3 separate regions of the Homo sapiens genome follow, and all the other regions are linked to region 1. A link is a loop called in an ENCODE intact Hi-C map of the cell type or tissue named here. Cell type or tissue: B cell. All regions are shown on one strand. Each heading gives the region's core, and the rest is flanking DNA. Links, peaks and the distances in the headings are about the cores only. Region 1 overlaps LOC107984543 (a long non-coding RNA gene). Region 2 has its middle 66 kb from the start of LINC02399. Region 3 overlaps LOC105369890 (a long non-coding RNA gene).

The links. Hi-C counts contacts between places; a loop is a spot of excess contacts. Peaks named below come from ENCODE experiments on the same cell type or tissue, not always from the same donor. Only the 100,000 strongest peaks of a DNase experiment are listed, where the experiment ranks them.
Region 2: it touches region 1 in a loop (5-fold over the local background); 9 of 110 quality-filtered maps call a loop at or near these places.
Region 3: it touches region 1 in a loop (5-fold over the local background); 2 of 110 quality-filtered maps call a loop at or near these places.

What each region holds. Positions count from the first base shown.
Region 1 is chr12:89,752,037-89,762,498 of GRCh38, reverse strand. All of the region lies in intron 2 of LOC107984543 (a long non-coding RNA gene), which reads right to left. It also overlaps the pseudogene MRPL2P1 and the pseudogene RNU6-148P. Among named protein-coding and RNA genes, the nearest start is that of ATP2B1-AS1, 48 kb to the right of the region's middle. In B cell, for the core only: no CTCF peak of the experiment used is centred there; a DNase peak (open chromatin) is centred at 5,618; H3K27ac peaks cover 597 bases.
Region 2 is chr12:89,876,559-89,887,020 of GRCh38, reverse strand. No RefSeq gene overlaps it. Among named protein-coding and RNA genes, the nearest start is that of LINC02399, 66 kb to the left of the region's middle. RefSeq lists enhancers at 2,372-3,297, 6,133-6,202, 6,283-6,412. In B cell, for the core only: no CTCF peak of the experiment used is centred there; DNase peaks (open chromatin) are centred at 4,850, 6,120 and 7,880; H3K4me3 peaks cover 3,406 bases; H3K27ac peaks cover 5,000 bases.
Region 3 is chr12:89,921,408-89,931,869 of GRCh38, reverse strand. It overlaps LOC105369890 (a long non-coding RNA gene), which reads right to left. Exons shown (of 13, transcript XR_001749246.2): 3 at 4,216-4,470. Among named protein-coding and RNA genes, the nearest start is that of LINC02399, 21 kb to the left of the region's middle. In B cell, for the core only: no CTCF peak of the experiment used is centred there; DNase peaks (open chromatin) are centred at 3,201 and 4,449; H3K4me3 peaks cover 2,491 bases; H3K27ac peaks cover 3,515 bases.

The DNA of each region.
Region 1 (10,462 bases), core at 2,829-7,828:
TTAAGAAGAAGGAATAGGAAAACAGACAATTCCTACTTTCTGTCATTGTAATCTTATTTTTGTCCCTCGGTTGGTTTAGCTCAGGAAACAAGGGTTGATGAAAAAAAATTTCTAAGGAACAATGAAATAAATGTCTTACATATTTTCAACTATTCTGTAACATTTAACTGCTTATACATTTTGACTATACAATAGCACCATGTTAGCATTTTATTATTTTAAAAAATCACAATAATGTTTCTCAAAGTTTCATCTGAAAAGTGCCACTAGGACACCAGAAAATCTTCAATGGCAGGTTTTGACGTTTTCTTGTTTTTTAATTTCAAAGAAACTATAAGAAAATGCTTTTTTAAATTATAATAAAAATATCTGAATCATAAAACCAGTCTTTCCACTTAAAATGAGCTCATTTTTAGTCATCCAATAAAATATCATGTAACGAAAACTCATTTTAATTCCCCTTAAAACTGCATTTACGTTAGTAAACAACATTTTTTTTCTTACAGAGAAATTGTATCTATAGTATATTATAACACAATGTTGAACACAAGATCTTGCTAACATGTTATACTGGAATTTTATTGTTATAGGATTGAAGGTGCTTTCAAAAACTATCTGGTATAGACTTTAACTTCCAAAATAAAGTCACTAAATTTCAATTTCCAAAGTGAATTCTATAGAACACAAGTGCCACTGTTTTGTTTTGTTTTGTTTTAACATGTTTTGTGTTTTGGGGGTTTTTCAGTACAAAGGATAATTTCCAGGGGCAACTAAGTTTAGGAAATTCTTTGTTAATATTAAACAGGCTCAAAACTGATCTTCTTCAAACAACATATTCTTCTAAAATATCATTTATACTATATAATGTGACTGAATTTCTAGCCTCAGAAGGTTTACATAGGGATTAAATTCACATTTTGAGGAAAATAGCCTTCCTTGTCTGGAAAAATCACGTGGCAGGTGCAGTGTCAAGGACATCCCTGAGGCATAGCCAAAGTCTCCTTCCGCAATTTTCTTCCAAAGCACTGAAAGACATTAACAACTGCCACCACAGAAGGCCTTCTCCAATCCTTATGTGTGAGCTTAATTCTTAATTTTCGTTCAGAGAATTGAATTTAAAATCATATCAATCGATTAACTTACATCTTTTAATTTAAAACAATGTCATATACTATAGTATTACTATTATCATTTTGAGTTGTAAATTATTCAGGAGGGAATTGCTAAAGCCTCCTGGGATTTTTTTTAATAAGTAATTAAATTGCACTAAGACAAAAAATATCTAATCTTTATTTTAAACTACAAAGTGAATCATGACAATAATCTTTGAACAACCAAAGTGCTGTTTGTTGGACAGGTGAAAAATTAGAGAAAATCATTTGTCTTCCATACCATAGAAACATGTTATTTGTAGAGTTAAATATACATTGTCTCAAATGTTCTTTCACTCACTTCCATGCCTCAAAAGCATGACTTTTGTACATAACAACACTCATCAGTTGATTATCAACAACCGCTTACATGAAACCACAGTGCAAAAAATGTGGTTACAAACTACCAAGACAAAAAATGAAAAGAAAAAAACGCTTCCTATTTTTCAGCTTTATAAAAGGTGAAAGGGTGTGGTTAACAAAATAATGTACTTTAAAATAGCCAGAGTAGTGCTGAGACAACTAAACTCATCAAAGTTTGTTTGAGAATATGTTGTAATATCTTTTTAAATGAATATTTTCTAAAATAAGGTGTTTTATTACATGAAGAGTTGAGCCTAGGGCATCACATGTGAGAATTAAAAGTTGCCATATAATTTCTGAAGCCCTCATCCTACCTAGAAGAGCGAAAAGCACCAATCAACTAGAAGAAAAATTACAGTCTGATCAATTGGAAGAGGTAAATTGAGAAAACAGAAAATTCATAGTTAAATTTTGAGCAGATATTTTAAAAAGAAGAAAGGGCTCTAAAGAGAGAAAAGAAGAGAAGAGAAAACAAGAGGAAAAATGCAAAGAGAACAGAAAACTATAATAAAGGGATTAAAAATAGATTTATATCAAATGTGTTTAATTATTTTCCCTTCCCCCCCAAAAACACTATTTTGAAAGGAAAGTTAGCTAACGAATGGAAAATACAAAGTGTGACCACCCAAAAAATACAGAATTGAAACTTTAGTATCACCAAACTAGCTCTTTTGCTTCTCAATAATATGCCATGCCCAGCATCTCTAGTACCTGATCTGCCATTTTATCTGCTATCTGATTCCATGACTCACCTCTTGCTCCTTCTACCACTGCATGGTGGTATCCACAGTGGAGCACACTGGTTTCAGAACACTAGAAGTACAGCTTTAGGAGCAGAAGATTCCTAGTCTACAGGCAGTATAGGGAGAAAACGAGAATTCTGTACTCTCCAGTGTAGTAATTAATTCAGTCAAGGATCATCAACGGATGCTAAAACCTTGAACTCAAAGTATTGCTCCACAGATAGCTTATCAATTAAAAAGTAGAAAGTTTACCTTTACAATGAAGAAGTCTGGCAGTAACTATCCTAATCAAGTGACTAAACTCAGTATCACCGACAATGGAGCAACCTGTCATTCACCTGTGTACTCTTTCTGCCAGAAATACTTTAACCTAAATCTAACTATGAGAAAACAATTAAACAAATACAAAATTTGGAACACTTTTTATTACAAGTGACCTAGACTCTTCAGAAAAAAATAATAGCATGAAAAGCAAAAAAAAAAAAAAAAAAAGAGTGGGAAACTATTCTGTAAAAAGAGATGAAAGATCTCAAACTCAAATGCTATACATAATCCTAGACTGGTTGCTACAAAGAAAAACAATACAGCTATAAGTGACATTTGGTGACAGTTATGGAAATTTAAATATAGAGGTTATATTAGGTGATGGTTTGGATTATTATTATTAGTTTTTTTAGGTACGAAAAGATGTGTTTTTTTAGGTACGAAAAGATGTGTTTTTTAGGAGAATATCCTTAATCATTTTGTAAGCAAATTTCAACTTTAATTTTAGATTCAGGGAGTATGTGTGCAGGTTTGTTACATGGGTAAATTGTGTGATGCTGAGGTTTGGGGTACAATTCACCCCATCACTCAGGTAGTAAGTAGTTAAGTTTTCAAACTTCCACCCCCGGAGTAGTCCCCAGTGTCCATTGTTGCCATCTTTATGTCCATGTGGACCCAATGTTTAGCTCGCACTTATAAATGAGAATAGGCTTTCTCATTTATGGTTTTCTGTTTCTGCATGAATTTGTTTAGGATAATGGCCTGTAGCTGCATCCATATTGCTATAAAGGACATGATTTAGTTATTTTTGTGGTTGCATAGTATTCCATGGTATGTGTGGGTATACATATATGGCATATATACATATATACGTGTGTGTGTATGTGTGTGTGTGTGTATATATATGTACATATATATATGTAATATTTTCTGGCTGGGTGTGGTGGCTCATGCCTGTAATCCCAGCACTTTGGGAGCCAAGGTGGGCAAATCACGACGTAAGGAGTTCGAGACCAGCCTGGCCAACATGGTGAAATCCCATCTCTACTAAAAATACAAAAAATTAGCTGGGTGTGGTGACGGGCATCTGTAATCCTAGCTACTTGGGAGGCTGAGGCAGGAGAATCTCTTGAACCCAGGAGGCAGAGGTTGCAGTGAGCCAAGATTGTGCCACTGCACTCCAGCCCGGGTAACAGTACGAGGCTTCATCTTGAAAATATATATATATATATATATACACACACACACACATATTCATATATACACACACATACATACGTATTTCTATATACATATATACATATATACGTATTTATATATACATATATATACATATATATATACACATATACGTATTTATATATACATATATATACATATATATATACACACACACACACACACACATAGTGTTTTATCCAGTCCACCACTGATGGGCACCTAGGTTGATTCTATGACTTTGCTATTATAAATAGTGCTATGATAAACATACAACTCCATGTGTATTTTTGGTAGAACAATTTATTTTCTTTTGGATATATACCCAGTAATAGGATTGCTGGGTCAAGTGGTAGTTCTTTTTTAAGTTCTTTGAGAAATCTCCAAACTCCTTTCTACAGTGGCTGAACTAATTTACATTCCCACCAACAGTGTATAAGTGTTCTCTTTTCTCTGCAGCCTCACTGGCATCTATTGTTTTTTGACTTTTTAATAATAGCCATTCTGACTAGTGTGAGATGATATCTCATTGTGGTTTTGGTTTACATTTCTTCTGATTAATGATGTGGAGCACTTTTTCATGTTTGTTGACCAATTGTGTGTCTTCTTTTGGGAAGCGTCCATTCTGTCTTTTGACCCCTTTTTAATGTGGTTATTTGTTTTTGGCTTACTGAGTTATTTAAATTTCTTATAGATACTAGATATTAGACCTTTGTTGGATGCAGAGTTTGCAAATATTTTCTCTCATTCTGTGAGTTGTCTGTTTACTCTGTTTATAGTTTTTATTTTGTTTTTGTTTTGCTGTACAGAAACTCTTTAGTTTAATTAGGTCTCATTTGTCCATTTTTGTTTATGCTGCAATTGCTTAATCATAAATTTTTTCCCAAGGTCAGTGGCCAGAATAGTGTTTCCTATGTTTTCTTCTAGGATTCTAATAGTTTGAGGTCTTACATTTAAAGCTTTAATCAACCTTGAATTAATTTTTGTATATGGTGAAAGGTAGGTATCCAGTTTTATTCCTTTGCATATTGCTAGCTAGCTATCCCAGCACCATTTATTGAATAGGAAGTCCTTTCCTCATTGCTTATTTTGGACAGTTTTGTCCAAGATCAGATGGTTGTAGGTGTGTGACTTTATTTATGGGTTCTCTAGAATGCTCTTATTCTTAAGGGATGCAGGTTAAACATACTTGGATGTGACAGAATTCCTGCAATTTACTTTTTAAAAAGTCACTAAAAAACTCCCGTGTGTGTTTGTGTGTATGTGTATGTGTGTGTTTGTAAGGACATAAATCAAATGTGGCACAATAATCAGTTAGTGAAATAGGTTAAAAGTATGCTGTGTTCATTGTACTGTACTATTCTAACATTTTTGTAAGTTTTTAAATGATCAGTGAAAGTTGGGTGGCAGGGAATATTGAGAAATTGTTGGCATTGAAGTCAGAGAACCTGGAAGTTGAATTCATGTTTTTATCTTGGGCAAGCCACTCCCGACTTCCGAGTATGAAAGGGATAACCTCACTGACCTATTCCTTAAGACTGCTGTGAGGATAACAATCTAGGCCCAGGGGTATTTGTAAACTAAAAATCACTGCAGGGTTCTCAATCTGGAGTCCAAGGACAGAAGACAGATTCCATGAACTTGGATGGGAATCTCACTACCCTCTAACTGCAATTTAACATTTCCTTCAATTACACACATTAGCATAAGTTAACATGTCATCTATTTGTTCATAGTAACAGCTCAATATTGTTAGCTGTTATGATTACAGTTAATTTTCTTAAGTTGCACAAGTGACAGTCATGAAAAACATGAGTCAGCAACAGAGCTCTTACAATCTTACATCCTCTTTTTTCTTCCACATCTAAAGGACACGCCTACTCTGAGCCAATACTATGTGAAAGATACTATACCGTTGACTCATATTTTCCATGGCCCTCACTTGTGCAACTTAAAAAACCAAATTGTAATAACAGAGTTTACTCAATGTGTTCAAAACTGAACTCCTGATCTTCCCCCTAAAAAAACTGCTCACTCAAAGCCTCTCCCATGATGTCATTCCAACAGTCCAGGTGCTCAAGTCAAAAACTTTAGAGTCATCCTTGACTTTTCTTTTTTCCACCCTACCTCTAATCCTTTAGGAAATTCTGTTGGCGCTACCTTTAAAATATGTAAAAATCTGACCATTTCCCACCACGAATACTGCTACTGCTCTAGTCCAAGCCACCACCATCTTTCACCCAAAGACTAATACAACAGCCTCCTAAGCAGGTACCCTGCTTCTTCACTTGAGTCTATTCTCTCTGTAAATAATTATCCTTTTAAAATATGTCACATCATCCGTTCTCCTTTTTAAAACTTTGCAATGGTTCCCATTTCTCTCAGAGTAGAAACCAAAGTCCTTCCAACGATCTCAAGAACCCATATGATCTGACTTCCCTTTACCACTGTAACCTCAACTCCTACCTATCTCTCTCTGCCCCCACCCTGTCCCAGCCACACTGGCCTCCTTGACATCCCTAGAACGTGCCAGGCATGCTCCTACCTAAGGATTTTTGCACTGGATGTTCTCACTGCTTTGGAACCCAGATATTTATGTAGCTAATTCCATCATCTCCATGTCTTTGATCAAAGAGTAAGAGGCCTACTCTGACAATTCTTTTTAAAACAGCAACTAACCTAGAGATGCCTAATCCCCCTACCTTTCCTCTAGCACTTATGACCTTCTAATGTATAAATAATATAATATGTAGTGTCTATTGCCCCGTGCTAGATTATGAGCTCCATAGAGGGCAAAGGTCTTTTTTTGTTTCCTCATGTTTTTTTAAATTATTTATTCATTTATCTATTTTGTTATTGTTTTGTTTTCAATTTTTATTGTGCTTAAATATACATAATATAAGATATACTATCTTAACTATTTTTAATGTACAGTTCAATGGTATTAAGAACAGTTATGGCTGGGTGCGGTGGCTCATGCCTGTAATCCTAGCACTTTGGGAGGCCGAGGTAGGAGGATCACTTGAGGTCAGGAGATTGAAACCAGCCTGCTAACATGGTGAAACCCCATCTCTACTAAAAATACAAAAAAAAAAAAAAAAAGAGCCAGGTGTGGTGGCAGGTGCCTGTAATCACAGCTACTCAGGAGGCTAGGGTACAAGAATCGCTTGAACCCAGGAGGCAGAGGTTGCAGTGAGCCGAGATCGAGATCACGCCACTGCACTCCAGCCTGGGCAACAGAGTGAGACTCCATCTCAAAAACAAAACAAACAAAAAAAAGCCAACAGTTATATTGTTGTGCAACCACCATCACCATCCATCTCCAGAACTCTTTATCTTATAAAACTGAAACTCTAGAGTCATTAACAAATAACTCCCCATTGCCATTCACTCATATTTTATTATTATAGCACCTAGAAGTGTTTATTACATAGGTGCTTAACAAATTTTTGATGACTAAATGAATGAATGCCTCTTGTAAAACTTCAAATATCATCTCCTTAGGGAAAAATCCCAAATTTATAATATAAGTACATAGATTTTATCCCAGATTCTCTGTTTTATATAAATTATTCCCATCTCTATACTGTTTGAAGCATTAGCTATGCCTCTTGCACATGTGTAATCTCCGGTATCATTAACATGTAATCTTAGACGTAGCAAATGTTTACTATTAGACACTGAGGACCACTAGAGAGGGAGGGGGATAAATTTTGAAAAACTAACTATTGGGAACTATGTACAGTACCTAGATGATGGGATCAATCATACCTCAAACCTCAGCATCATGCAATATACCCATGTAATAAACCTGCGCATAAACACCCTGAATTTAAAATAAAAGTTGAAATTATTTTTAAAAAGTCCAACAAGAGAACAAATGACCGAAGCCCAGAGCCATGAATGTTGGGTCTCCCCTTACCTCCTAAACCAATCCCTCATGTTTTAGCTCCTCCTCTGTGGTCCCAAGTTGGCCAGTATGTGTTAAAGCCAAGAGGCTCTGAATAGGAAGGGCATAGGTGGCATTTTAGAAAATGCATAGAACTATGTTTTCAATAGTATAAAAAACTAGTTTTTTTTAAAAGTTTTAATTTATGCATAGTAATTATGCATAAATTTTAATTGATGCATACTAATTATGCATAAATTTTAATTGATGCATACTAATTATATATATTTATGGGATACAATGTAATATTTTGATTGCACATGTATGCATTGTGTAATGACCAAATCAGGGTAATTAACATGGCCATCACTTTTAACATTTATCACTTCTTTGTGATAAGAATGTTCAAAAACCTCTCTTTTAGCTATTTTATTGTCATCTCCAGTCTAGTATGCAAAAGAACATGAGAACTTATTCCTCCTATCTAACTGTAAATGTGTACACGTTGACCATCACTCTCATCATCTCTCTCTCCTTCCTACCCTCCCCATCCTCTGGTAACTACTATTCTCCTCTCCACTTCAACGAGAACAACTTTTTAGATTTCAAAAATGAATGAGAGTATGTGGTGTTTGTCTTTCTGTGCCTGGCTTATTTCACTTAACATATTGCCCTCCAGGTTTCTCCATGTTGCTGTAAGTGACAGCATTTCATTCTTTTAAAAATATAACACTTCACGAATTTGCATGTCATCCATACTAATCTTCTCTGTACTATTCCAATTTTAGTATATGTGCTGCTGAAGTGAGCATGATAAAAACAAAGGTTTACCATGAAATATTAATGGCTTTATTTTAAGTGCCTTGAGGGCCAGTGAAAGAGAAAAGATGAGAAGAAGGAGAATCTAATCACTATACTCATACTGGAAACTTGGGGTAAAACAGCAAGTTTCTAAGAGTTCCAGCTGCTCAAGAACCTGCTAGTGCTCTTTTTTTTTTTTTCAGGGGAGGGGGGCACATTATTACAATACAGGGATATCAGCTTTGGGCAGCATCAGAAGGCAGCTTCACATAACTCTTCATGAAGGGTAGTGGCCAAATCTTTCGGCCAGCCCAGCACCCCTTGTGGTGCTGTAGCCCACTGGAAGGCCTCTTGCCCAGCCAACGGTTGTGACCTGCCCTGCCAGTGACCTGTTTGTTATGATCAGTGTTGGATACTCAGCCTACTGTTGCTATGCATGTTTCCAGCACCTGCATCTGCCTCTTAGAGGGCAGCTGGATAACGGTTGTGCCATTCACCTTCCACAGTAGCACACTACACGTCCCTGCAGCTTGGATATACTGGGCACCCCGGCCTGGCTCAATTTCCATGTTGTTGATGAGGGTTCCCACAGGCAGAGCCCCAAGTGGATGTGCATCCCCTTCCTGAGCAGCAACTGCCATTTGGCCTATGTGGTTGGAGTTCAGGATTGTATCTCCAGCCTGCAAGTTTTCTGTGGTGATGATCCAGTGTTTCTGGCTACCCCCAGCAACCAGAGCTATGTCTGCTGACCTACAGGGATCACGGTGGACTTGGATAACCTTCTCCTCAAAGGGTCCTGACTTGGTCTCCTCCTCAGGCCAGAAACACAAAAGTCAATCATGCAATAATGTTGCTTGTGGCCCCTGTCAATACCGTGCACCCAGATCTGGCCTGTGTGGTCTTCACCCCCAGACTTCCTCATCTTCACTGGTTTAATTGTGTACTTGGTATGACTCTTTCAAGGCACAAAGTTGGCACTAAGGGCCATAGAAGTAAGGATTTGGTGGCAGGGGAGCAACATCAAGGCAGAGGGCCATTGGAAGAGGGCATTGTTCATCACCTGGGAGGCAGGGAACAGACTCGGGACAGAAGTGGCAACGGTCGGGGGTGCCAGGCTCAGAGAGTGCAGAGTGCAGGTCAGTGCCCACAGGGCCATCAGGATAGCCAGGGCTCATCACACTCCTGCTAGTGTTCTTGAGAGAAATATTGAGATGGAAAACCTATGAAACCACAATGAATACCCTTCCACCAAAAAGAAAAGGGAAGATGACCTTTTCTTTAGATCCCACCTGAAGTAGGAGAAGGTCAAGATACGTAGAATCCTATTGATACCTATTATTAGTAGGGAAGAAGAAACCATTTAGGGAGACATATGATTGTGTCACTCAAATTCACTTCTACCCATCCTTTAGGAAAGGCTCCAGATTCTTTGGCAGAATGCCTGTAAGCTAAGAGACAGGCTAACAGAGGGATCCTAAAACAGAGCTGTGAGCAGTGGTGAGGAGGAAACCCCTCCACACCTCTCTGAGAACAGCAGTGGTAGCAGCTGCGGTGAGAGGATGGTGGATAGACTGAAGCCAGTTGAGCAGGGGGAGGAGAGTGGAGAGTGACAGTGCAGCAAGAGCAGATCTTTTAACAGCTAAGTAGAGAGAGCATGAGCAAGGGGACATGGAAAGGCTCAGAGGTCCAGGGGCTTAAATAGTCTGATTTTTAAGTTAAACCCTAGAAGCTCTTATTTATCCTCCCCTGCCCTACAGGGCTATTATTCCCAAGAAAGGGGAGGCACAATTAGAGGCACAAACTCAGTGTCTCTTTCTTTTTTTTTTTCTTTTTTTGACGGAGTTTCACTCTTGTTGCCCAGGCTGGAGTGCAATGGGGTGATCTCGGCTCACTGCAACCTCCGCCTCCCAGGTTCTAGCGATTCTCCTGCCTCAGCCTCCCAAGTAGCTGGGATTACAGGCACCCACTACTATGCCTGGCTAATCTTTTCTATTTTTTTTAGTAGAGACGAGGTTTCATCATGTTGGCCAGGC
Region 2 (10,462 bases), core at 3,641-8,640, 120 kb before region 1:
ACTCACTTTTATGTCTAACAGTATCCTGTTTTCTGAATTAAAATGCATAGTTCTCAGTAGTATAGATTTTATTTGGTAGGTATGCTATACAAGATTCCTACAATATTGCCATGCACATGTAGATGATTAGTATAGTTCAAGTATATAGACATTTTCAAAGGAAATGTTATATCTCTTTGTATATGTATATGTGGGGGTTTATATATATATGTATGTGTGTATGTATGTATATATGTGTATATAAAGATGTGTGTGTGTCTTTATATACACATATATACATACACACATACACACACATATATATAGTCAAAAATTTGATTGAGGCTTCTGCCTCTTTTCTAAGAGGCCAATAGTTTTTAATTCAATGTTCTATCTCAACAAGAGTTATCCAGCTACCCACTATTTCTATTCTGTGTCTACACAGGTACTGATTGTCACACCCTGTAAAAAATTGGAGCCACCAAATTTCTTTCTTTTTTTTTTTTTTTTGAGATGGAGTCTCGCTCTGTCGCCCAGGCTGGAGTGCAGTGGCGTGATCTCGGCTCACTGCAAGCTCTGCCTCCCGGGTTCACGCCATTCTCCTGCCTCAGCCTCCTGAGTAGCTGGGACTACAGTGGAGCCACCAAATTTCATGACTGACTCCCTGTTCCAAGTTTTCCTGCCTCCAAGAATCTGACCTTTCATATCACACTCAGACACAGATGTGCACAGACCACTGGTGTGATCGGTAAACTTTCCTATTCCCTTTAAAGAATGGTGCACTTTGAACCTGGTCTATGCAAACCATCTATGCTAGTACGGTGAATTTTCAACCGTGTTTTATAATACAGTATATTGGAATGATTAAACCGGGTTCTCTGTAGTGCTTTCATAATAAATGATTTCAGTTCTTTAAGTTGAATCTCATTTCTGAGAGTTCACATTCATAATGGAAATCTATCATCTAAGAATTAATAGCAGCCTCATAGATGTCTCCAAAATTACTACAACTTACCCATTGGGATCTCCTAAAATAGGCATTCAGGTACCAGAAGTTGATCATGTAGGCATTCTGTGATGAGTTTAATTATGCCAAAGAATGCCTACATTTGTCTTAAATCTACTTTTAGAAACCAGTTGTCAAAACAGTCCACAATGTGTGGATCTGTGGGTGAACTCCATAAACAGGTGTCACTATATTTTTCTGTCTTGAAAAATACATCAAGTAGTGTCTGCTAGCTGCCAAACAAAAGATTACATAGAAATACTGATGGAGAAACAGGACCCATAAGACATCAGCTCATCCTTAGCTTGTGTGTTTAAAGTCAATCAGCTTTACAGAGTGTCCCATTTACATTCCTCATATCACAATGTCTATACTTCCTTGCAGAAAATTTCTTGTCAGGATTTAAAAGAGGCCATCGTTGATAAGATTAATGAGCTCCATCTAAGAAAATGAGCCATTACCATGTTTATCACCAATTTTTCCCCCAATAGCTATCTCTGTAATATATAATAAAACTCTGCAGACAAATTCTTCTACCCTCTTACCTTCTGCCTTTGTAAATTTGCCATGTAATAACAACATTTATTCATATAGAAGGCTGCTTAGAAAAGTATGTGTGGTGTCCTGAATGGCTGCCACATTTTATCTCAGCAGAGTTCCATTCTATGTTAGCAGGCAGAGCAGTCCTCTTTCATTGACAGTGTCAAAATAGATACATCCTCAAAGAGTTAAGACATCTGTGGTGCATGCTATTAGGGTTAACCTCAGGTTCAATCAGCTACTATAGTCCAAGAGGAAAATGGACTCCAAAGTAAGCTCCCAGATCCAACAGGGTATTCACCCCCTCATAAAAGGCTCCCAGATTAAGATCTGAAGAGGCTTTTATAAGCTGATCCCCAGGGTCCCTGGGAAAACAGTGTGAGTTCATCTACACAAGGTAATGGGTTATGACAACATAACAGAAGATAATACCAAAAAAAATACTTCTCCCAATATTATCTAACACCTGATTAGAAATGGTAAATAAAAGAAATATTTAAATGACTTCTATTTTGACAGTTAATAGACTTGCATTCTACATCCTCAGAAGAAACAAATTTCTTGGCTACGTTTTTGCACTAAAGTAGTTAAATCCGAAAGCCAATGTTTCTCTGAGATCTTATATATCATCAGTTGGGCTAAGATCAAATATCCTCTTATTCCCTCTCTTCAATTGTGTTCTGGATTGCAAAAAAGTTTAAGCTCCAAATGAAAAGGAATAGATAAGTATTTTGCAGCATAAAAATAAACTGCCTGTTAAGTATGATCTCTTAAGGAGTATAAAATTTCTATAAGCTGGTATACATGTTGCATGTGGCTCAAAGACTATCCTGCATTTTCCACCAGTCTGGTTTTTAACTGGCTGTTCCAAGGCCATAAACTCTCAGAGGGAAGCTCTCTGTAATTTGATATGGAATTTCATGATTTAGAGGCCCACGGCAGGAATGATGGAAAGGGAGTTTTCTCAACTCAAAGCTCCTATAGGGAGATCAAAGCTCATTATCTGAATCTTGGACTAGTTTATTTTACAAAGCCAGAAACTAGCATAAGCTTTGTTAACTCCTTCAATTTTATTCTTTGGGTGAAGAATTCTAAACACTTTCCAGAAAAGTATATTAAATGCCACTGGATGGAGGAAAAGAAAAGCTGAGTACATCCAATATGTTGGAGGACAAATAGTGGGAAATCAAAAGTTAGAAGATTAGCCTAGTTTTTCATAGAGACAATCCTTTAATCTTTCCCAGGAAATAAAAGGCTTCCAGTGAGGGGAAACAATGGACCTGAACAGCAGGAGTATTTGGGATGGGAGCCAGTGAGCAAGAGTCACTAACAGAGAGTGGTAATTTGGAATGAATTGCTGTTTTGTGTTGTGAAGCACCAGGACACAGCTGGTGTACTGGCTAACCTGAGGATTTGTAGTGACTGCATTGAAATGGTAATGAAGTTTTTATTTTATGATTGCAGATGTTTGTAGATTATTGTTATTAAGCTTATTAGAGTAACAGTACAAATATGAGATTTTTGTTTACTTGGTATCTTATTTATAAGAGCTTTGTTAAAGTCTTTTTAACCCAAGTCAAGAAAATAAAAGGCATGCAGTAACCAAAATGTGGTAAACCATCAGGCAATCCTTTGTGTGTGTGTGTGTGTGTGCGTGCGTGTGTGTGTGCGTGCGTGTGTGTGTATGTGTGTGTAGGGTTCTCCTACCTTTGAGGCAAATCTGAAAGTTTCCATGATTGTTGTGCCTTAAGTAATATTGTCAAGTGATCTGCTCAAAGGTAAAACACACAATCATTATATTAACAGTGTTTAATATCAGTGGTCTGGAGTTGGACTGCCTAGCCAACTATGCCATGTACAAACTGTGTAATGTTAGTTACTTGACTTCTTTATGTCTCAATTTCCTCCTGTGTAAAACTGGGGTTAAAAAAATGCTACCCCTTTCATAAAGTCATTCTGAAGATTCAATGAGATTATCTGAATAGAGCCTTGGCAATTAATGTTCACTCTTACCTAAAAGGGTCTTTAATGTGGAAGAAAGTTTACGCATTTTATTCAAAAGGCTTGACACAAAGAAATTCATTGCGAACTCTATTGTCTTGCAGACTGTTCTGCTTAATCAAGTAATCCGAAGTATACATACATGTTTTATGTGAATAACAAGTTTTAGAAGCAATGAAATAAATAATATTTAGTTGTTTTATTGTTAGGCATAGATGACCTCCTTTTAATAATTTAGAAACTGCTGAAGAACCTTGAAATCTCTCAAGAAATTGTCATCAGTGACTACCAAGTAGTATCATAAGATATACTGACAAAAGTGTTGGAGATTCCAGCTATAAAACTCCCAAATGATTTTGCTTTCATTATGGTTCTTTTCCTAGCTGGCCAGAAGGACACAATAAATACATAGGAAGAGAAATGAGCATTCACTGGGGAATTCAATTTGTAACTTGACAGAACAATTTCCTTAGGTTGAAAAATTCAAAATCCCCCAAAATAACCCATATGTAAAAATAAAGTCATTATCATTATACATTTCAAAATGAAAATAACTACTAGTTGGCCAATTAAAGTGAAACCTCTTTCATATTGACTACTCACCAGTTCCTTCCAGTGTTGTGATGCTGATGATTTAGTACCAATTTGAGAAACTAATGAAGAATCCTGTGATTCAATGAAATATATTTGGAGTCTACTCATAAATTTTCAATAAGTTGAAAACTACTAAAAATTTTCAAATAGGTATATATTTTCTGGAGTTTTCTAACAAAATTCAATAGAAATTGGTTCATAGTCAGTGGTTATAGAGTAATAGCTTAAGATATTTTAAGGGTTTATTTTAAGTACTATACTATAGAGTTTGTAAAATTATATGTTCACCTCAATGTATCCATAACCTATTTCATTAACCCAAGGTACCCACTTTGGGTTATGACTTCGGAAGTAATAAAAAAAAAACACATTGTGTAAATTATAAAGCACTAACTTGGAGTAGGGTGAATGTCAGGGAATTGGGAAGCCAATCAATTTAAATATCTCTAAATTCAAAAATGATTCACTTCAGAAAAGTTCCATTCTCTAGTAGGTATTTTTCCCAAGTGGAATTTGTAGATTTAAAAATGATGTAAGCCTGGAGCTGCCAAGGATCAACACATAAGGAAAGATTGTGTGAGAATGAAACTAACTCAGAGGAAAGCTGAGCCCAAGAGACTGAGGGAGACAGGCCCTGGTGACATCATTTGAGGCCTCAGAATTCAACCATGCCTGGGCTTCTTAGTTCTATGAGCCACTAAGCTCTCTTTATGGCCTTTGCCTGTCAGAGCTGGATTTCTGTTACTTAAAAACAGACAGAACCCTGACTTATACAGAGACTGTGGTCAGAAATTTTGAGGAAATGCTTCAAACTTTATCTCTCTTGCAAATTCTTATTGTGCACTAACTTATTAAAAGATCTGGGAAAATCCACTGGAAGGAAACTTGTTTATCTTTGTTGACCACTGTTTTCAGTCTTGGTTGATGATGGAACCTCCTTTCACCCAACACCTATGAACATATTTGGGAGTGGGATACTCATCTAGGGCATGGTGGAAAAAGAATTGTCAAAAAATATGTGCTGATCACTCTTGTTTGACTCCAGCAGCATTCCAGAAGAAGAAAGCCATTAAGTGAAGTAGTCTCCTATTTATCAGATGAGCAAGTCTAAATGAGTAGGGAGCTGAGGTTCATCCTCCTTTGCATCCTATATCCCCACTGCACAAGGGCAGGATGGTGGACATCTACCATCTCTTTAAATGGCAAATTCTAAGGTGCTTACGATAACTTGCCGGTCCTTCCCTCTGCCATGTTCTAATATGTCAGTGGTTTTTCCTGACTTCATTTCTCTCTTAGTCTGTTGGTGCTGCCATAACAAAATGTCTGATATTGGGTAATCTATAAGGAACATAATTTTTTTTCATGGACCCACAGCCTGGAAAGTCTAAAATCAAGGCACTGACAGGTTCAGTGTCTGGTGAGGGCCTGGTCTCTGCTTCCAAAATGGCACTTTGAACCCTGTTCTCACGTGGCAGAGCCCTCATGACCTAATCACCTACTAATGGCCTCACCCCTTAAGATTGTTGCATTGGAGATTAACTTTCAAACTGAATTTTGGAGGTGACACAAATACTCAAACTATAGCATGCTGCCCCTCATCCCCCAAAATTCATGTTATTCTCACATAAAAAATAAATTCATTCTATCCTAATAGCCCCAAAAGTCTTAACTCATTCCAGCATAAACTTTAAGTCTAAGTCTAACATCTAATCTAAATATCACCTAAATCATATATAGGTGAGATTCAAGGTATGACTCATCCTGAGATAAATTGTTCTCAAGCTGTGAACCTATGAAATCAAACAAGTTCTATGATTCCAAAATATAATGGTAGGACAGGTACAAAACAGATATTATTTCCATCTCTGAAGGGAGAAGTAAGAAAGAAGAAACGGGTAATAGGTCCCAAGTAAGTCTAACACCCAACAGGCAAATAACATTAAATCTTGAGGCCTGAAAACAACCTTCTTTGACCACATCCTGTGAGGCTTGTGTCCCCAAGACTCTAGGGGACTCCACCCCCATGGCTCTTCCGAGTGCAGCCTATGCAATAGCTCGCATATGTTTGAGTCAAATGCCTTCAGCTCTGCCAGGCTGAAACAGCATTCTGGAGGCTCTACCGTTTTAAGATCTCAGAGATCTTCAACAATAAGATTCCCCACTCCCATGACTCTGCTGGTCATGTTCCTAGCAGGACATCCTGTGAGGATTTGTCCCCAAGACTCTAGGGAACTCCACCCCCATGGCTCTTCTGAGTACAGCCAGAGTATCCCACTCCCAAATACGTTCATAGGTGTTGGGTGACAGGAGACCTCATCATCAACCAAGATTGAAAACTGTGGTCAACAAAGATAAACAAGTTTCCTTACAGTGGATTTTCCCAAATCTTTTAATAAGTTAGTGCACAATAAGAATCTGCAAAAGACAGATTCTAGTTTGTGCTACAGATAAATAGTTTGAAGGATTTCCCCAAAATTTCTGACCACATAAACAAATGATATAAAATTTACATAGTAATCTGATTTTTAAAGGAAGGGATTCTTTAATAATTTCTTATTTATTTTCGTTCTGAGAGTAAAAATCAGCATACTCATCACTTATATAATATAAATTTGAGAAGAGCTCTTCATGAATTCCCCATTCAATTATTTTATCTTTAAATAAAAGGTGAATCGTGTTAAGCATTTTAATCAACTCTTTGGAAAGCCATCATAAATACATTTCTCCGTTTATGAGTAACATGGAAAATAAGCGCTGACACAAGATAATCCTAAAGATTACTGCTATTCAATAGCCTTGTGTACTTCACTCTTTGGGTGTTTAATAAATACTTGCTGCTTGATTAACTTTAAGGAATAGAAAGATTCTCTCACTAGTGTGAACAAAAGAAGTGATTGTCACACACCCTGTGTTCTGCTTTTATTCCCTTTCATTTTTTTTTCTTATGTCTGCTAGAATAAGAAATAAAAAAAATAGAGAAGTTCATGTTTGGAAAAATATGAGTACTTAACATGGATATGAATAAATTATTACCAAACTGCATGTAGCATGAGTATATAACATTGAGTCAAAATTAATGTAACAGAACTTAAAACTGGTCAAAAATTCACTGTATCTCCTAGAATTTGGAGAATCGGTCAAATTTTACTAATATTTTGAACATGTAACCATATTTGAGTAATATTGCTTTCATTAGAAATTTTCTCTTTAACCTAAAATGCATGCTAAGTTTTTTCTGAACCCTTAAGCATGCTTCTATTATCTACAAGATAATTTTTACCCCACTTAATTCAGTCAATGGGTATTTATTAAATACCCCCTATCTGCCAGGTACTGTGTCTGCAATGAAAAAAACACACATGTCCCAGCCCTTATAAAACTTGTATACTGGTAAACAGTCTCAGATTGTATAATATAAACCATTGGCAAAATGGAGTTCTGCTTTCAGAAAAAAGTGTACTTTATAGCAAACTTGGCTAAAACACAAATATTCCAGTAAATAGGGCATAACTGCCTGTGCTGTTTTAGAGACACAATTCTGAAACCAAACACTGACTTTGAGTGAAGTAGAGCTTAGTTCAAATTCGGCTCTGCTCCTTTTTGGATTCATGACTCTATCTATAAAATCAGATTAATAACCCTAAATTCACAGGCATAATGTGAAAATTACATGGAATTTGTACAAGGAAGATTAAGTAGTAAGCCCCCCAAAAGTGACAGCTCTTGATACTGCTACTACTTCTGCTTATATCTTACTTTGTAAATCAGAAGTTTGAATTGAAACCAGAAAAACCTCAATGCTTGTAGAGGGCATGTCCTGGTACATTTACATATATCCGGAATTTTTTATTTAAATATCCTTGTTCATAAAGCCTTTCTAATTACAAAAGCCACTGTTTTTCCTTTTAACACTCTTTTATAGTCTTAGAATAGTGCAGTACTTTTCAAACTTAACAACTTCTGGACCTTAAATTGAAGAGTACTGCACTGTATATATTTGAACCAATGACTTTCAGTAAGTGTGAGTGTGTGTGTAAGTGTGTGAGGGTGGAAGACACTTCAGTGCTTCCTTCCCAGGATTATTAATGTGAATTAACTATTAACTGATCAGTAATAAAGATGATGCAGTGAGAGAGAGTCAAGTTGAAACTGGACTGACTTCCAAGGTTATATCCTAATATCAGTAATTGCTTTGTAACTCTTAGGAAAATCCCTAATTTGACTTATTTTCATTCACTTTAAAAACCATAATCAATTATAAGTTATATTTCAATCCATTCCAGTTGAGTTTTCTTTTCTTTTCTTTTTCTGAGACAGAGTCTTGCTCTGTCGCGTAGGCTGGAGTGCAGTGGTGCGATCTCTACTCACTGCAACCTCCGCCTCCCGGGTTCTCGAACTCCTGACCTCAAGTGATCTGCCTGCCTCTGCTTCCCTAAGTGCTGCAGTTGAGTTTTCTTACCACTTCTAAGTAACACACATAGAAACTTGCTTCTCCTTCACCAAATGTTTGAAGAGGACATTTAGAAACTGTTACTCCTTGATAGCAGTAGAAGGATCACTTCAAATTAGAGTTGGAGAGAGTCTGATTTACAGAATGACAGTCTTAAAGCATTTAAAATGAAGATTATTTGGCAATTACCTAGGAAAGATTAAATATGTAGTAATAGTTTTATTAGTGTTTGCATTACAGGATTTACTGCTGTTTGTGTATTTGGTCACATGTTCCTTTTTTCCAATCAAATATTTGTGTTTTAATATGACAAAAAGTGATCAATTATAAATTTGATTAAAATAAAATTTCTAAAATGAATTCTAACATTTCCTTCCTATGAATAAGTACTTGTTAAATCTTTAAAATCACATATAAAGACCTATTTCCAAACAATAGGATTTCTTTTTCCATTACATATGATGATACGCCTGGCCAGAGCAGCCACATGTCATTGTTTATTCATTTATGCGAGATTTACATTTCATAGATGTCCATGAGCCCTTTTATCCTTAAATAAACAGTTTTATAAAAAGATGTATTACTTGTAAGTCTATATCATGAAAAGAACTTTTTCCTTTTTTGATCTGGCCTCCTCCTACCCTCACTTCCGTCATTTAAAAAAAAAATTTAAAAAGAAAGGGTCAGAGGAAATAGCTGGGGTTGGAAGGAGCCTAAAAGAATAAAAAAGCAGTTTATCCAGCAGCTGGTGGTTGCTTATTTGACATAGAAGTGACCAGACTCTTTCTAGATGTTTTCCTCCCATACACGATCTATAAACTTATAAAAAACTTAGAATATATAACACTTATTATAGATAACACTTATAATAATAAATATAAGTACATGCTTTATATGTGACAGATATGATTACTGTCTATGAGGATCTCTCAGTGTTTTGCAGGTCTTTATTTTTTAAATAAATAATCTTTAAAAACATTCCTGCAAAAAGAGCATAAGTCAGATATCTCAATTTTTAAAGGCTAGCGTAAAAAGTAAACATGAAGAGGCTAAGTTAAGGAAAATGCTCATGAAGATTCAGCTCTGGCATAGAATGCTGGTGTGAGTGTGTGTGTGTCCATGTGCACATGCACGCACACGAATGTGTCTCCATTTCTGCCTTTGCTTCTCTATATCTTAGGGTTTTTCTGTTTCTATGTTTCTCTAACTGGATCTCCTCTCTTACTTGCTTTATCAATCAATCTTTGGCAAAGCTGATTTTCCTTTATCTTGTCTGGAACATATTAATTGTCCTATTACAGTTTATCTTATACAAGCCGTAAGTTTCAACCCTTGCCCTAAATCTTGGTGTCTGCTCCACTAAAATATGGCAAATGTGGATGAATACATGTGAAACAACACATTCGAGGATGCAAAATGCCCTGATACATGTGGAGAAGGGAGTTGGGGAAGCAATGCCTGATGAATAGGAGAGAGGGGTTGCAGATATGTGGTGGGTATTTTTATATGGAGAACGTGATCATAATCCTATAACTTCTACCATGACCAAGGTAAAGGTATGGTACTGCCCCCTTAACTCCTACACAGTCAACAAACCCCTCCTGGGCATAGATGGGAGGCAAAAACAAATGAGGCCATGCTCTACCCTCTTGAATTTACAATTTTTTAAATGTAAACATGCCCAATTGTAAAGTGAAATATGTTACAGTGAAGCACATGGTTTTTTTTTAAGAAGCTCTGGGAGTATGAAGGAAAGGCTGGTCATATTCATTCATATATGTAATTTATCTTCCCCCCCTTTAGGCTGCCTTAAAGTTCAGTTAAATCTGATATCATCTTTACAAAATTTCAGGCAAGGAAAGGCAACAAGGAAGATCATAAAATATAATTTG
Region 3 (10,462 bases), core at 1,896-6,895, 170 kb before region 1:
AATGATTTCATTTTCCCTTTCATCTGTATTTTCCTAACTAGTAAAAAATTTGAACAGCTTTTTACTTGTTTATTGTTCATCTGGGCTTACTTCCCTATGAATTAACTATTCAAATTTTTCATTCCTTTTTCTGTAGTATGCTTGTCTTATTGTTATCAATTTGCAAGCTCTCATTGTATATTATAGGTAATAGCACTTTGTCATTTGTGTTGCAAATGTTTTCTCAACTGTTGATTTTTACATATAGCCCCCTGAATTTTCTTATTCTATTTTTTATAAGTAGTGATTTAATCTATCCAGAATTGACAAGGCCAAAGGTAAGGGCCTAATTTTATTTTATTTTTTTCAGGTAGAAAGCCAGTTTTTACCAGCACCATATATGAACAAACAATCTTTTCCCATTGAATTTTAAAATACGATGTCTTTTTTTCTGCTCCTAATCAGTTTGTCAATTTCCATGCCAATTGCCTCCCCATTTGGTTTATGGTAATTTTACAGAATGGTTTATTGTCTATTATGCTTAATCTCTCCTCACTATTCTTGCTTTTTAAATTTTATTGGTAATACTGAATATTTATTCTTCAATATGATTTTTTAAATAATCTTGTCAAATTTTCCCCCTAAGTACACTCCAGCATTGTGTTGAATTTGTATATTAATTTTGAGAGCGTGGATGTTTTTACAATTTTAACTGTTCTCATCTAAAATATGGCATCTTGATCTATTTGGTTAGGGAGTTCTATATATTTACATGAAAATGTATGAGTTTTTTTCATGTAGGTCCTATATATTTCTTGATGAATTTAATCCTAACTATTAAATAGCTTTTTTTTTAGCAAGTAAGTGGTTATTGCCACCCCCCCAACAGACACACACAAAACTATTGCTTTTTAAATATCTATCTTATATCATCAATTCTGAAACACACATTTTTAACATCTTTGAAAATGGGACATATTCTATAATAATGACCTCTTAATTCTGACACTGTTTTTTCCTTCTTGGTGGTTCATAAAGTAACAGATATCTTAAAATATATAATATCTTAGGTTCTTTGAAATATTATATACCCAGTCAACTTACCAAATTTTCTTCTTCTAATTCATAATAGTGGAATTTTTTTTAGGTTTTCTAAGTACAGAAGTATATTATCTGCAATACGATGTCATTTTATCTCTTTTCCAAATTTATACCAATTATTTTACTTTCTTATTGAAGGTAAATATTGCTTTCTTCTTTTTATATTAGTGAATAGTTAGCACAAACAATTTTAATTGTTTGCTGTTGGTTTTTGGTAGGTTTTAATCATAGATAAGGCATTTTTTCCTTTTTCCTATTTTACATAGTTTTTATTAGGAATGCCTGAAAATTTTTAACAAATTCCTTCTAAGAATCTTGTCTTTATTGATAAAACATGATTTTTCTCTTGCAACATATAAAATCATGCTAATAATTTTCTTGATTTTCTACCATTCTTGCATTCCTGGAATTAATCCTACTTAGTGATAGTGTATTATAGTTTCCATTTTTTTGATACAATGCTGAGTTCCATTTCTTTATATTTGAATTTGAATTTTTGCCACTATGTTCACAGGAAGTTGGACTGTAGTGTTTTATCTGCACTACCCTTACTAAGCATTAAGATTATGCTGGCTTTTTATGAGGTTTAAATATTTAGCTTACATGATCTCTAAGGATTTGATCAAACTCAGCCACAAAGACATCGGGTCCTATTAATTTCTTTAATGGTTTATTTTTATTCATTTTTCAGTATTTTATATAGCATTTAGCATACGAAAGTTGTTCTTTTAGATCAATTTTAGTGAATTACATTTAGTATAATATTCATTTTCTCTAAGTTATCAATCGTGTTACAATCGAGTTTCATGAAGATTTTCTCATGTCTTTTACTGTCTTCCACATGTTACTGTCATTTTTCTCTTTTTTCTAATATTTTATTATTTATTTTGCATCTTTTTTGTTTTTCCTTTAACCAGGCTTATGAGAGATTTATCTATTTTATATAGCCTTATCAAATAACCAAGTTCCAGGTTTATTTAGTCTTTCTAGATTTTCCATTTATTTTCTTGTTCATAAGTTTTTGATTTTATCTTTATTAATACATTCTGATTTATATTATGGGTCCTTACATTTCTTTCTTTTTTTTTTTTTTTTTTTGTGAGACAGAGTCTCACTCTGTCGCCTGTCGCCCAAGCTGGAGTACAGTGGCACAATCTTGGTTCACTGCAAGCTCTGCCTCCCAGGTTCAAGTGATTCTCCTGTCTCAGCCTCCAAAGTAGCTGGGATTACAGGCGTGTGCCACCATGCCTGGCTAATTTTTGTATTTTTTTGGTAGAGACGGGGCTTCACCATGTTGGACAGGCTGGTCTCGAACTCCTGACTTCAGGTGATCCACCAGCCTAGGCCTTCCAGAGTGCTGAGATAACAGGCGTGAGCCACCAAGCCCGGCTTCATGGGTCCTTAAATTTCTTAGGATGAGTACAAAAAAACCCTATTTTTAGCCATCTCTTAATAATGGTGCCACTTAAAGCTATAAATTGCATCTAAGTACAATGTTTCCGAACTTTTACTATGTTTCATAAGTTTTGAGTTACATAGCTATTTGAGAACATGGATTGTAAAATCTCCACTTTTGGTTTTAAGTTTTTCTGTGTTTGTTTTTGTTTGGCTATGAACATGATCAATTTTTGTGAATATTCCAGAGATATTTAAAAAATAATATTATCTATTTGAAGGATGAAAAATTCTGTATTTGGCTAGTAGTCAATGTTATTGATTATAACATTTATTTCTTCTGTGTCATTACTTTTGTGTTCTCTATGTGATCTGATTTTGAATATGTATATTGGAATCTCTCTTTTTTTGCTTTATAGTTTTTGCTTTATACATTTAGTAGTATGCTATTTGGTGACTTCAGGTTAAAAGAAGTAACTGAATAAAAATATATTGCCTGGCTTCGGAGAGATCAAGGGCAGGGGTGGGGGTTCTGATCACCTTTTGACTATCATCCAAGGATTATATTAACCTACAGAAAATATTCTACTGAGTACTGCAGAGCAAGTTCAGCAAATATGCCCCCTTCTATCTGAGCAATATAAGTAGACAAGAATTTGACTATCTGTCCAATTGTTTTTGCAACTACCTATGCTGCTGAGGAGGCAGTGTGTTTAATGGTTTAGACTAGGGGATCTTAAGGTAAACTGTATGCTCTTGAGTCAGACTGCAGCTCTTAAAATAACTTTGTTCAGCTCTGTTTTCACACCTGGTAAATAGGAGATGATAATAACACAGCCTACTTTATAGAATTGTTGTGATAATTCGGTGATGGGATTCATGTGAAGCTCAGAGTCACACATGAATCAAACACTCAAAAAATTCTATTAATATTATACTAAGTTCTTGAGGCTCTCCTAGAACCATATACATAAATAGGCTTTGAAAAGAACATGATATTATATATGAATATAAATCAGCAATAGCATTATTAAAGCAGATGAGAGCAATGCAAATGTTCCAGAAATATAATTATAGAGTGTAAAATTATATGAAGTAACATGTAAAACAATGCCAAAAATTAAGTGCAAGTAAAATACAGTTAAGTTCTTCAAGGATAAGGATCGTGTTCCATTCCATTGAAATAGATCCACAGTTTTAAGCACAGAGATAGGTACACTGCAGATTAAATCAAGCTATTTTTTGATTCTCTGTGAAGAGGTACTGTCTCAAATTCTTGGATTAAATTAAATAAAAATTCTAATTTACTATCTCATGTCTCTTTCCTACAAAAGAGACACCTCTAAAACATCTTATAAAAATACTTTTAAAAATATCACTGGAGTAGTATCAGTCAAGGTTCATCATCCAAAACCTCAAAAAATAATAAATCAAAAACCATGAAACCTGACAAACTTTGAAAGACTTTAAAACTCTACCTCCATTTTCTCATACAGAAAATAGGCTTATATTTTTAAAATATTAAGTATCTCATTTTCTTTGGTACTTTGAATCTCTATGAGTCAATAACTTTGTTGCACTATGCAAAGTTGTCTAAGGAGATTAAAAAAACAAAAACCGGGTATTACAATTCCTGCTTTGAGTGAGTTTCCATCTAGCTTCAGATTCACAGCACACACTTAAAAACCTTTCTGAACCAATATATAAAGAGTACAATCTAATATTATGCAAATTGAGTACCTGAGCACTGAGGGGAAGAAAACTGAAGAAGCTAGTAATGTGAGATAAAATTCACCATTGGTCATCTGAACTCTCCAGCACCAGTAGTTCTCCAATGTTAGAATGCTAAAAATCACCAGACTTATTTGTTAAAATGCAGATTTCCAGTTCTAGCTCCAGAGATTCTCATTCAATAGGCCCACGATACCATCCAGGAATCAGGATTTTAATTAAATTCACAATCAGAAGAATGACATAATGTCTCTTTTTCTTCTCCTATAAAAGTGAAACACAAAATAATGCTTGACATGCAAAGATAAGACATGCTCTTACTTCATGGTGACCTGCTTACCAGGAAAGAGGAAGTGAAACAATCTATGAGGACTCTTTTAGCTCTAGGAGGCATATGTTTGTCAAAAGTCAAGCCATGTGAATCACGTAAACAAATTTAAAATGTACTAAAGATCTGTACTATCTGGATTTTCCACCTCTTTTTACCATAGATAAGTCTTTATGTATAGTGGACTATAGTATAATAACATAATATTCCTAATACCATTAAATATTGTCATCATCACAAATAAATTAAAAATCTACTAGCCAACTAGAAAATATTTGCCAACCATATCACATTAAAGGACGATACAGACCAGGCATGGTGGCTCACGCCTGTAATCCCAGCACTTTGGGAGGTTGAGGTGGGTGGATCACCTGAGGTCAGGAGTTCGAGACCAGCCTGGCCAACATGGTGAAACCCTGTCTCTACTTAAAATACAAAAATTAGCCAGGCATGGTGGCAGGCACCTGTAATCCCAACTACTCAGGAGGCTGAGGCAGGAGAATCACTTGAACCCTGGAGGCGGAGGTTGCAGTGAGCCAAGATCAGACCACTGCACTCCAGCCTGGGCAACAGAGTGAGACTCTGAAAAAAAAATTTTATATATATATATAATTAACACATAAAAGCTTTAACCATCTAATAGGAAAAGATGGAAAAAGACTATAAGACAATTTACAGTATAAGACATATAATTGACTCAAGTAAGGAAACTCTTCAACTTCACTAATGTTTAATGAAAAGCAAGTTATGAACACCAAGAATTTCAATTAGCAAAGATTGTTTTCAATGACAATAACTATTAAAAATAGTATTAAGAAAAATGGACTCATTCAGTCCTGTTATTGATTTTTTTTAATTTTCTGAAAAGTAGTTTATAATACATATTAAGAACCTTTAAAAATTCAGATTGTTTCAGTAATTCTTGTTTAGGAGAAAATGCCAAGGTAATAGTAAGAAATGCAGATAAGAATCATTTCTGGAAATGTTCATTATAGCATTATTATAAGAGCAGTAAGTTAAAAACCATCTACATATAAAAATGAGAAGGTGATTGCATGAATTATGGTCTATTCATATTATAGAAATAGTATATAACCATTAAAACTGTTTGTTTTTAAGAAAAATAACATACGAAAATGTTCAATATAAAATGTTAAGTGGAAAAAGAATAATTAAAATTACATATTTGGAAAATATCCCAAATATTTATTTTTTGTATGCTTGTATAACTAGAAAAAATGTGCTGAAATATTGAATGTTGTTTCTGAGTAATGAGATTATGGGTAATTTCCATTTTTCTCCTTGTAATTTTTTTTTCTTTTTTTTTGAAACGGAGTCTCACTCTGTCACCCAGGCTGGAGTGCAGTGGCGTGATCTCGGCTCACTGCAACCTTGCCACCTGGGTTCAAGCAATTCTCCTGCCTCAGCCTACCGAGTAGCTGGGATTACAGGCACCTGCCACTGTGCCCAGCTAATTTTTGTAGTTTTTAGTAGAGATGGGGTTTCACCATGTTGGCCAGGCTGGTCTTGACCTCCTGACCTCGTGATCCACCCACCTCAGCCTCCCAAAGTGCTGGGATTACAGGCCTGAGCCACCGCCCCAGCCTTCTCCTTATAATTTTTTATGCTCCCTAAATATTCTACAATAAGAGCTTATTTTTTAAGCTATCCTTTTGAGAGCTTAAAAAACTTAATACCATAGCATGTCAAAGATTAATAGGATAGAATCAGTTCCCAAAATCAATTAAACACATCATTTCCAACCAAAGGCAATTGAAAAGCAATTTTTAACAGGTATATGTGATCGGAACAGGGGCTAAATCAAGTCAAGGCACGATATCATTAGGAGTAATACAATCGGTTATGAATACTGCCATACACTTTTAATACTTATGTATTTGGGAAAACTTTAAGCAACAATTCTTTAAAGCTAATTTGTTTCTCTTAAGAACTGAGAAAGAATTGATATCTGAGAAAGTTGGAGGCTACCCAAGGAGAGAATTCAATGCCAACAAGGAAATCAAATTACTTGATTCACAAAATTGTTTTTTTATTAAGCTTCTCCTATAGCCCAGATTGTCACTTGAAGGCTGGGAGAGCAACCACCTCCATAGTACTTAAAAGCCTAGTTGAAAGTAAAAAATCTGAAAGAGACTTCAAATCTGCAGGCAAGGAAGATTTGGAAAGACTTCACTGGTTTCTAAACCCAGTTACTACTCAGAAGCACCTACAGAGCTTGTTAACCCTAGATTCCTGACCCCATTCCTAGCGATTCAGAAGGTGGAAGGTAGGTTCGGAAATGTGATTTTAAAGATATATCCCTGGTAATTCTAATGAAGTCCAAGTCCTGAGACCAGCATCTGAGAACTGCTGATATAGAACCAACAAGGAATTTAGGCCCAAAGAAGTAAAGATCAATTACATAATTTAGTTAGTAACAAAGCAAGAAATGCATTTGGATGCCTTGTCTAGAAACCAATGCTTTTTCTACTATATTTTATATTTCTAAACCACTCTCCCAACAGAACAATAATAATATAGGTTAGGTTTAGGTAAAGTACCAGGCAGCCTCAGCACCTGAGTTTCAATCTTACAATGAAAACTGGGAGGACCCACTTAAACTACAAAAGGAGTTTGTGTGGCTCTTACAAAAATCCTCAATTTCAGAACATTTTCTATAGTAGCTTAGATAACTCAAAACCCAGCTTAAAAACTAAGTAGCAGATATAGTGAGACTTTTTGCTAGTTCACACTTTTTCATTTTTTTTGAAGATCACGCACCAAAAATCACTGCATATTTGTTGTGTGATATTACAGCTATAAAATAAACAAATGTTGATTCCTTAGCTCTTTTATCCTTGGATGTTTTCACTAGCTGAGATTTTGAAATGGGGAATTATTAAAAGAAGAAGTCATACAATTATGTCATACGAACTTTCACAACTGCAAGTAAAGGGATATTCTCTTTTTACTAGGCATCTATTATGTGCCAAGTACATTTAGTTAATCTGCATAAACCTTGTTAAGCAATCATTATTGGTCCTCATTTTACAGACCAAGAAATAAAAGGAAGAAAAATCTGAGTAAATATTTTATTCAAGGCCACAAAGCCAGAAAGTGGCAAAGTGGGAATTTGAGTTCAGAACTCACAGTAATCTCAAGCTCTTTCTGTTTCCCCCAAACTCTCCCTTCCCCTTCACAACCAAAAATGTCTTTGTCAATAGAGGATATTTGAATGAAAGAGACAAATGTAAATGTTACTCTATATGCTAAACTTTTTCTATACTTTACCAATAACTGTAATTATTGATTCACTATGTTCTTCCCCAAGAGAAATAAAAAAGTACACCCTGCTTACTCTTTTTAAGTTATTATTATATAACTTATAGGAAGACATTACAGATCTAAAATCATCTCCTTAGTATTTTAGTCCTTGAGTGACAATCTAAATTGTGTACTTGTTTTTTTTAAACGGCCATTGATTGCAGGGTTGAAAAGGCTTTGTTCTATCAGAGTGGTCTAAATTTTTGAAATTTCCCTGTGGGTCACTGTATTCTCTCAAGTGACACAACCTTTGCTACAGAGTTATGCTGAAATTGCAGTGGAAGTTACAACAAGAATTTTACCAGTTGCCAGTTTATTTCTGGATCCAAGAGCTACCTAGGAAATCTTCCTCTTGAAAATTAATCTAGTTTGAAACTGAAGAAGGCCAGTGGCATGGTGGCTGTAACCAAGAGGGTATGAAGTGGGGACAGTGCTAATATGTGTTGTCTTATCAGACTACTGCCTCTTCCCAATTTAAAGCAGCGGCATGTTCTAATTAAAATGTGAGAAGAGTAGAGGAACAATTGTATCATCAAGGAGACAATTTCTAACACATAGGATTATTATTTATAATTATTAGCTTCATTATCCTCATCACCATTCATAAAACATCTGAGTTCTAGAGAAGAGTTCTAAAGCATATTTCTTTGCAAGAGCAAGAGTCACTTCACATTAACACCAGATTCCACAGATTTTGAATTTGTTCCCAATGGTCTATTTTTACTGGAACTAAAGACAATAAGCTGCCTGAGTGTGGTGTGAAATATCTATAGATATGCATCCCCTGGGCCCTCTCAAATTTTTCTCATTACTCTTTACTAGGTCTTTTGAAACAGAAAGAGAGATGCTGTCTTCAGTCATCAGATTAAAAAAAAACAAAAAGAAATAAAAAAGATGATGAGTTTAACTGTCCACTGACATAATATACTACCCCCATCCAGAGGGATTCAGGTCTTGACATAGAAATACAATGAGAATTTACCCCAAATCTAAGTATGTAGAAAATAGAGTGGGGGGATGGGGTGGAATAGGAGGAGAAAATCCAGGAGATGTCACCTATTCTCCCCTCGCACCCTTGACTTTCCCATTCCACTTTCCCAAAGAAGGAATGAGGGAATTCTAAAGAGCCAAAGTTCAATGGAGGATCCATGGAGAAAGAGGTTATCTTTCCTAGCTTGGTATAGTGTTAAATTAACAAAACAGGCTGTCTTTTGGGTAAACTAGCATATATCCTCCAATTTCCATTCAGATGTAATGAAATCTTTAAACATAACTCTAGTGGTCTTAATTTCCCATTTTCAGTTATTTTCTCTCTATATTATATTTCCATTCTTAAGAATGCATCTATTTCCATTGCTTAAGTTCTCATGTCTACCAATCCAAACTTTGTATCTCCAACACTAATTTTTCAGTCAGCCTTGTTCCATATTTCCAGGACATTTCCATCAGAACACCCTGCTTTAATTCTAAGTGTCCAAAAATCAAACTGAGGCACATTCCCACCTGAATAAACTTTTCTTGCTTTAAGTTCAGCTTCATTGTTTTCCATTACATTTTCCAAGTCACTCAAGCTTAAACCTTAGACCTATTTTTGAGTCTTTTCTCTATTCCTCCCCTAATAATCAGTACCATCTTTTCTTGTTATGATCGCTAGTGTTCATTTCTACATTGCCATTCCCTCAAATCTAGAGTTTTATTCTTGTACAGACTTGCAGTTTCCAACACATTTTCAGCCTCTGTCTGTCACAGTTAATTCTCTGACACTAAAGCTAAGTAAGTCTTTACAGAACCTCCAGTAACACACCATTTGCTTAAAAATGTATGCTTTTTCACTGCAGCCTTTCTAATCAAGCCCAAATTACTTAGCCCAGCATTTGAGATGGTCCATTCATTATCTGACCCTACCTTGCCTATCCAACCGGATAGAACCCCATTAGAACATAATTCCTGGACCCATACCTTTTGCTTTAGTCAAAGAATTCCCCCTAATGCCACCTTCTTTCCCCAAAGCACACCAAGTATTCAGAATGTTTGACTTTCCATTATCTAGGTGCTACAGCTTTCTGGACTCAATTTCAATTTCAACTTTGCAGTGAAGCATTTCCTGGTAACTTCAGAACAGAATTCTTATCCACTTTTCTAAATGTCTACAACATAAGTCATGTGAATCTAATTATACACTATCACTTTTTAATAATTTTTTTCTACTGCTTTGTGTTATAAAGTTGCCTCCCGCTGCATTGCAAGTAGTTGGAGGACCTTGATAATGAGAAGTGGTTTTATTTGTTTCTTTAGTAAAAGTCAGATAACAGAACAGTTATAAAACTATACACTATGTTTGGTGTTGAGTCTTAATTATCACTACTTAAAATCTCTTTTTATAATTTTAAGGGTCTTAAATGTGTAACCGCATTTCTAATAGGGAAATTTCAATGGCCCTATCTAAGGCCTGAGGTCATTTAGTTGAAGACAAATTGAAACAGAGTCACAGATTCTCCCTTAAGTATGTCAGTTTTGTTCAGTTCTTTGTGTACTTTCCCTGTGCTGAGTTTCCCACCAGCAGACCCTGAGACAAGGATTTATATGCAGGTGATAGGAAGAAAG